2 separate regions of the Homo sapiens genome follow, and region 2 is linked to region 1. Evidence: chromatin contacts called from ENCODE Hi-C or POLR2A ChIA-PET data. All regions are on one chromosome and are shown on one strand. Each heading gives the region's core, a stretch centred on a gene start or an enhancer-like site at or near the end of the contact. The rest is flanking DNA. Distances are from core to core; before and after follow the strand shown. Region 1 overlaps RAB11FIP4 (RAB11 family interacting protein 4). Region 2 has its middle 5.3 kb from the start of MIR365B.

Evidence for each region. Hi-C counts contacts between places; a loop is a spot of excess contacts on that map. ChIA-PET counts read pairs that join two places held with the same protein, here RNA polymerase II (POLR2A). Pooled maps may share reads with other maps.
Region 2: a pooled map shows a loop between it and region 1 (3-fold over the local background). The contact joins two enhancer-like sites. A Hi-C loop is called at or near these places in 4 of 168 maps with a recorded cell type or tissue (B cell, Caco-2, Calu3 and 1 more), 1 of 37 single-sample maps with no recorded cell type and 9 of 50 pooled maps. POLR2A ChIA-PET finds 5 or more read pairs at or near these places in 5 of 52 experiments (GM12878, K562, MCF 10A and 2 more).

The regions. Positions count from the first base shown.
Region 1 is chr17:31,536,328-31,539,950 of GRCh38, reverse strand. It overlaps RAB11FIP4 (RAB11 family interacting protein 4), which reads right to left. Exons shown (of 15, transcript NM_032932.6): 15 at 1,740-3,623. Among named protein-coding and RNA genes, the nearest start is that of MIR4724, 3.3 kb to the right of the region's middle. RefSeq lists an enhancer at 1,492-1,561. Within about 2 kb of position 1,755, at least 4 of the 41 ENCODE cell types and tissues checked have a DNase peak (open chromatin) inside an H3K27ac peak, as active enhancers do; they include B cell, where a contact is called at or near this core.
Region 2 is chr17:31,578,891-31,582,435 of GRCh38, reverse strand. No RefSeq gene overlaps it. Among named protein-coding and RNA genes, the nearest start is that of MIR365B, 5.3 kb to the right of the region's middle. RefSeq lists an enhancer at 1,665-1,714. Within about 2 kb of position 1,340, at least 32 of the 41 ENCODE cell types and tissues checked have a DNase peak (open chromatin) inside an H3K27ac peak, as active enhancers do; they include B cell, where a contact is called at or near this core.

The sequences.
Region 1 (3,623 bases), core at 506-3,005:
CTTCCTCTTGGTAGTGCTCATCACCCTGGAAATGAATTATGTCTCTCCCCTCCCCCAGGAGCGTGGGGACTTCACGGGGCAGAGGCCTTGCCTGTACCAATTCCCAGTGCCTGGCACACACAGTGGTGCTCGGTAGATGATGCTGGCGGGTTGAGTGATTTCTGTGCTCAGATATTATCCACCCATTCATCTGCTTTGGCCTGGGCCCAGCCGATGACCCTAAAGGGCCCTCTAACTGAGGGCCTGGTGAGTCAATGGAATCCAACAATGAAACACCTTTAGCAGGTGCTGTGGCCTCAAGGGGGCACAGGGATGACATCATTTTTAATAGGACTGTAAGGAAATGTTCTGCAAAATGGGTGAATGGGGAACACACCTGTGCAGAGGAGAGGGTACAGCCTGTACACACAGCAGTGCTCGCTCCCACCTCTCTCCAGGATGGTAAACTGAGGCAATTCCAAGGACCTCCTTCAATAGGTGTTATGAGTTGAATTGTGTCCTCCCAAAAGATATGTTGAAGTCCTAAGCCCTGATACCTATGCAAGCTTACTTTGGAAACAGGGTCTTCGCAATGTAAAGACCCTATTTGTAATCAAGTAAAGATGAGGCTCGTTGGACTACTTATCTGAAACTCAAGTTTTACTGGGCATCCTGTATTCTTACTAGCCAAATCTGGCAGCCTAAGTTGGGAAGGAAAGAAGGAATATTAGGAGGAAGGAGGGAACTGGCCAGGTGCGGTGGCTCACGCCTATAATCCCAGCACTTTGGGAGTCCAAGGTGGGTGGATCACTTGAGCTCAAGAGTTCAAGACCAGCCTGGCCAACATGGTGAAACCCCGTCTCTACTAAAAATACAAAAAATAGCCAGGTGTGGTGTTGGGTGCCTGTAATCCCAGCTACTTGGGAGGCTGAGACAGGAGAATTGCTTGAACCCAGGAGGGGGAGGTTGCAGTGAACCGAGATTGTGCGACTGCACTCCAGCCTGGGCAGTAGAGCAAGACTCCATCTTTAAAAAAAAAAAAAAAAAAGAGGAAAGAGGCAATAAAGATCCAAGAGGACACAGCACTCCCAGGATTTGGAGGTGACGTCTCCTGAGCCAGGAGGCTAAGTCCAGTGAGTGAGGAACTGTCTGCCCTCCCTGGAGGACTCATGGCACCAGGGCCTGCACTGGGAGGTGGAGGGCCGGGGCCACCTGTGAAGCCACTTCCATGCCTGGAATCCTGTAATAGAGGAAGGAGCAGACAGAAGGCAGAAATCCAGGGGTCTGGTTGACTCAACTGGGGACCACCTTGGTACTTGATGGTGTGGCAGAGACAAGCACTGGCAGGTCTGAAGCCAGTCCTGAATGGAGGCATTGGGCCGTCACCCTGGGGAGCCACAGCGGCGGACATGGAGGGAGCATGGCACTGGGACCCCACTGGACCCCTAGGAAGACCTCAGTGGGAAAGAACATAGCCACACAAAGGACAAAGTTTCCAAACATCATAGCCCTGTGGCTGGAATGGTGGCATTAAAGAGGCTTCTGGGATCCACGTCTTCTCCCCTAGGGACTGAAGAGTGACACCGCCCCACTCCACCCTGCCCCTGGGGGACAGCACCAGCCACCCTGGGAACCACAAACTTGGTGGGGGGCAGGGGGGTTGCTCTTTTTAAGGGAGACCATCTGTCCCTGTGAGCCCTGGAACCAGGCCTCTTCTGCCCACCCTCCCCCAACCACAGAAACTCATGGTTCAGTCAGGCGAGAAGAGCAAACTGTTTATTTACACCTTGGTCTGTACAGTACAGCTCCCCGGGAGGAGCCTGCCACCAACAGCCTGTTCCTTTTGGGGCAGAAGCAGGTTGGAGGCAAAGAGCTCAGACCCTGGACAGCCTCAGGGCCTCACCCCCACTGTCCCCTCCCTGGGGCCCACAGGGCAGGTCCCACCCCAGCACTAAAGCTAAGCCTGTTTCCAGACAGAGCCTCCTGGGGCAAAAAAGTCAAGTTGAATCCCACAGAGTCAGAGGCCATCTAACAAACCCTTGGGCATGAGGCCACATGTGTAGTTCATTCCACGTAGGCCTCAGAAGACCCAGCCAAGAAAGTGGGAGGAGCTGGAAGGGAGCCCACAGCTGTGAGTCCTTGGCAATGCACCGTCCGCTCCGTGACATCAGTTGGTATTTAATGGCACTCTGGTCTGAGCACCTCAGCAGACAAGGAAGGGCTGGGCAGGTGTTCACAGCAGGCAGGGGCAGCAGCTAGCACCTCTTCCTTCTGCCCAAGTGGGGCCCGCAGCTGTTCTAGACACCAGATGTGGTGGCCTCAAGGCAGGCCTGTGGCCGTGCACCAGGAACCATGGACAGGGCTTCCTCTGGGGGCAGAGACAGTGCACGGAGCGGCTGCGGTCCCATGATATCCCTGCTGGGGCCAATGCCCCAGGTTAAAGAGTGATGCTTTGCCCGACATCACTAACAATGCAGGGAAAGCTCTGTGGGAGAAGCTGCTTTACACAAAGTTGCCCTTTTCTGGAATGCAAGGCTCCTAAATTAGCTGCAGGCTGGAGGAGGGACTAAGTGGGTCCTAGCCCCCCATGCTTAAGACAATAATGAAAGATTCTGTACAAAGTTACCAAGTCTACAGGCTGAGCGAGCCAAGGGTAAGTGGGGCCTGATCCTTGTGGACGAATGTGCCCGGGAGAGCTGGCCTCACCTGGGGGAGGCACGTTGAAAAAGTACACATTTACAGGGCTCGGGAAAGGCCAGGGAGATGAGACGATGTAGAAAAGGAGGCAGTGGGCAATGTGGAAAATCCTGTACAGTGGCGATGGGGAAGAAAAGGCACAAGGACAAAGACCCCAAACCATGCAGATGAAAACAGCCTGTGCAGCACAGCAAAGCGGATGGGCCCCAGCAGGAGGCAGGGTCACCCTGGGGACAACAGCACTTGGATCCTGCAGGAGACATGGCCTGGATGCCATCCCCAGCTGGTAGCTCCGGGGCAGACATCTCTACCTTACAGATGGGGAAAGGAGCAACCTACGAGGTCGGGGCAGGGAGGTCATATGGGAAACCTCGCCTGGTGAGCATGGTGACATTATACTTCCCCAGGGTCTACGCTTTTAGAAACAAATCTTTCTAGAAGGCAGCCTATTTTCTCTGGTGGGTAGCAGAGAATATGGCAGAAGGGCCTCAGAGTTGTCCTGCCATGCAGGTAGGGCAGGCTCCTGGTTCCAGCCTCTCCCGCTTCCTGCTGGCTGCCCCATTCATGTGTGCACCCAGGGCAGGAAGTGAGGACCTGGCAGGTCCCTAGGATCAGCGCTCAAAGTCATCCACTGACGGCATGGCCCTTCTAACTTGAGGCCCCTTGGCGCAGCAGACCTCAGTCTTCCTAGCCAGCAGCGTCACCCTAGAGGGGATTTCCTGGGTCCCAAAGGGAGGGCCAGAGTCTGGGAGAAAGGACTGTGGAGGATACCAGCACTGAGTCCTAAGTGGCCCCTTTCCTCAATCTAGAATCCACAGTAGCCCTTGAGAAAGAGTCGCTGTGGATCTGCTGGGCAACCAAAGTCATTTTCTTGGCATGGTGACCACGCAAAACTTTCCTGGTATGATCACATCGAAAGTTACTTTTTGTTTTTTTAAAAAAATAAA
Region 2 (3,545 bases), core at 91-2,590, 43 kb before region 1:
GTGACATCACAAACTCTGCCTATTAGCTACAAGAATCAAAACAGAAAGTAAGCACTAATTGCTTCCCCACCAGTCCAGCCAAACAGAAAGCCCTTCCTGCCTGTGCTGGGCTGTCTGCACCCCAAGGAAGCTGGCAGGGGAGGGAGCAGTTCCACATCAGCCACTCTGGCCCAGGCCCAGCAGGAGTGCCTCGGAGCTGACGGAGTCCGGGCTTATAGGACAAACCCCCTAGAGGGGAAGATGCCTCTGTGGGCGCTGGGCCTCAGCAATCTAGACCTGATGGGAATCCAGAGCAAAGAGGTAAAGCTTCAGTTTTCCAGTCCAGAGCCACTGTCCCAATACTTCACCCAGGGAGGAGACTGTCAGGAAAGGTTGTCCTTGCAGGGTCAAGGATGGAAGGCACCATCCTCAGGCTGTGACCCAAACTTCATTTCCTGAGCCGTGTGGGGCAACCACCATTCACTGGGCATCTTCCCCATGCCAGGCATCACTGAGTTCTCTGCTGAAGTGTACTCCTGGCCGGGAAGGGAAAGGCAGCCACAATTTCTTGTATCTATTTGGAAGAAGCCTAGAAAGTACCCACATTCCTACAGGGAACTATGGCACCCATCAAACAAATGAGGCAACAGGCTCAGCAGGGAGCTTTACCCCAGGTTCTCAGCTCAGTGACCGCCTTGATCAGACTCCCAGGCAAAGGCTCGTCCCAGCCCAACTCCAGGAGGTCAAAGCGCTTGTCTCAGCCTTGTCCAGCGGCTAGGCTGCTGACTGAGCTGAGGGCACTTCTGATCCAGGAAGCAGGAAGCCAAGGCAGCTTAGGGCTATCTTCCAACCCAGCTCCCCAGGGAACCTGGGCAAGAAAAGCCTGAGCTGATGCCCACTGCCCCATCTCCCACTAAGGTGCTGGCTGAATCTGCCTGTACAGCCATGCTGCTTTCTGGGAAGCAGGTTTAATGGACATCGCTGCCAAGAGTGTACACTCTGCTGCAAAGTGCTGGGCCGGGGGACGGTGAGAGCCAGACTGAGGAGGGAGAGGGCCAATGCCAAGCAAGGAAGGAGCGGAGGAGTACACGGGGCCCTCCCTTCCAAAGGAAGCCCGAGGGCTGGCCCAGAGCCACTGGGCTCCGGGAAAATGGTGTTCTGAGCTCCCAGATTCTATCTCTACCCTCCACGAGCAAGGCAGGCTGGTCCTCCGGCTCTGCAGACCTGCCAGGGAACAGCTGACCACTTCCTGGAGCCGACAATGCACCCATCGTTAGCTCCCTGCGCTGGCTGCCTGCCCAGCCTGCCCGCAGGCCAGGCCTCTGGAGCTGAGCTGGGCAGGAAGGAGAGAGGGGCAGGGACAGTCTGCTAGAGACCTGGGCACCCCCAGTAGAGCTCTGTCCCTGAGGACTCAGACAAGCAAGCCCCATGCAGGGCTGTGTTCCTTCCTAGATGCCTCTGTCCAGGCAAGGAGAGCTGGGTGACATGGGCCAAGCCTCTTGAGTGTTCTGAGCCTGTTCCTCATGTGTAAAATGGGGCCAAATCTCACCGTGCCCACAGCTGGGATTAGTGCAACAGGGCAGGCTGCGGGCAGCTGTGGGTCCAGGCTGGCTGGCAGGGGACACAGAGCATTGGGAAACTAGGGGATGATGACTCACCCTGCTGGGGCAGCCCCTACCCACGCCTCAGCATACTGTGATGACCAAGTGTCCAATTATTATTAAGCACAAGAATATGCTTCTTATGATCCATATGCTCATCATGAATACTAATGACTAGTACTACTGAAACAGCACTAATCTGGAGGGTCAGAAGTTGTGTATTTTACATCTCATCTCTGCCATATTCTGTGTCTTCAGATAAGTCCCCCGATCCCCTTAGCCTCAGTTTTCTGCTTGCAAAATGAGGATCAAAAGATGACTGAGCAGCAGAGACAGTAACGGAAATGAAAGTTGGCCAACTGCAAATGGTCACATCCCTTGATCGGGCTCTGAAGGCAAAGCTGGAGGAAACCTCTTCCATCTCTAGCTTGTGGGCATTTAACCCAACAGTTCTCCTCTGATTGCTTAAGAGACTCACCTGAGGAACATAAGAAAAAAAAAAATAATAACTGGTCAGGTGTGGTGGCTCATGCCTATAATCCCAGCATTTTGGGAAGCTTGAGCCCAGGACTTCAAGACCAGCCTGGGCAACATAGTGAGACCTCGTCTCTACAAAAAAAATTTTTTAAATGGCCAGGCACTGGGCGTGGTGGCTCATGCCTGTCATCCCAGCACTTTGGGAGGCTGAGGCGGGCAGATCACTTGAGGCCAGGAGTTTGAGACCAGCCTGGCCAACATGGTGAAACCCTGTCTCTACTAAAAATACAAAAGTTAGCCGCACGAGGTGGTGGGCACCTGTAATCCCAGCTACTCGGGAGGCTGAGGAAGGAGAATCACTTGAACCCAGGAAGCAGAGGTTGCCATGAGACGAGATCGCACCACTGCACTCCAGCCTGTGCCACAGAGCAAGACTCTGTCTCAAAAACAAAAACAAAAACAAAAACAACCACCAGCCAGGCGCGGTGGCACACACCACACGCTACTTGGGAGGCTGTGGGAGAATCACTTGCACCCCGGAGATTGAGGCTGCAGTGACCCAAGATCGAGCCACTGCACTCCAACCTGGGAGACAGAGAGAGACCCTGTGTTAAAAAAACAAACAACAAATAAAAAACAACAAACAAAAACAAAGATACCAGTCTTTGGGCCCTTTCATTCCCCAGCAATTCAGATCCAATGGGTCCTGCATGGGACCAGGCATTGGCATGTTTTTAATGCTCTCAAGTGATTCTTCTGTGCAGCCAGGTCAAGAAGCAATGCAGCCGCCCACTTATAAATCAGACGGGATAAAGCCCTCTTGTCCGGCATCCTCACTGACAATTTCATCAATCCTGGTTTAGAGAGACCTGGTGCTGCTCAAACACCCTCCAGCAAGATCACTGAGCTTCCTGGCCAGAGGCCAGCAGCGGCCCACAGCATATCCTGCTTGGTAAAAAGAAAATAAAGGCTTTCTGGCCTGAGGGCACAGGGCCATTGCTCAAATGAGTTATGAGCCTGACCCTTTTAAAAGTCCCAATCCTGCTAACTGGGTGGGGAAGTACAGGCATGAGTTAAAAAGGCTGGAAAGATAGATTTAATTAGCAGACATTATCTCTAGGTATGGGCATTTATAAGCCCTTTCCATCTCTTTTTGTTTTGTTTTGTTTTGTTTTTTGGAGGCAGGGTCTGGCTCTGTCGCCAAGGCTGGAGTGCCATGCAGCGATTTTGGCTCGCTGCAACCACCACCTCGCGAGTTCAAACAATCCTCTCACCTCAGCCTCCTGAGAAGCTGGGACTACAGGCATGCACCACCACACCCAGCTAATTTTTGTATTTTTTGTAGCGACGGCGTTTTCGCCATGTTGCCCAGGCTGGTCTCAAACTCCTGAACTCAAGTGATCAGCCCACCTAGGCCTCCCAGAGTGCTGGGATTATAGGTATGAGCCACCAAGCCTGGCCCCTTTGTATTTTTCAAATGCCCTATAG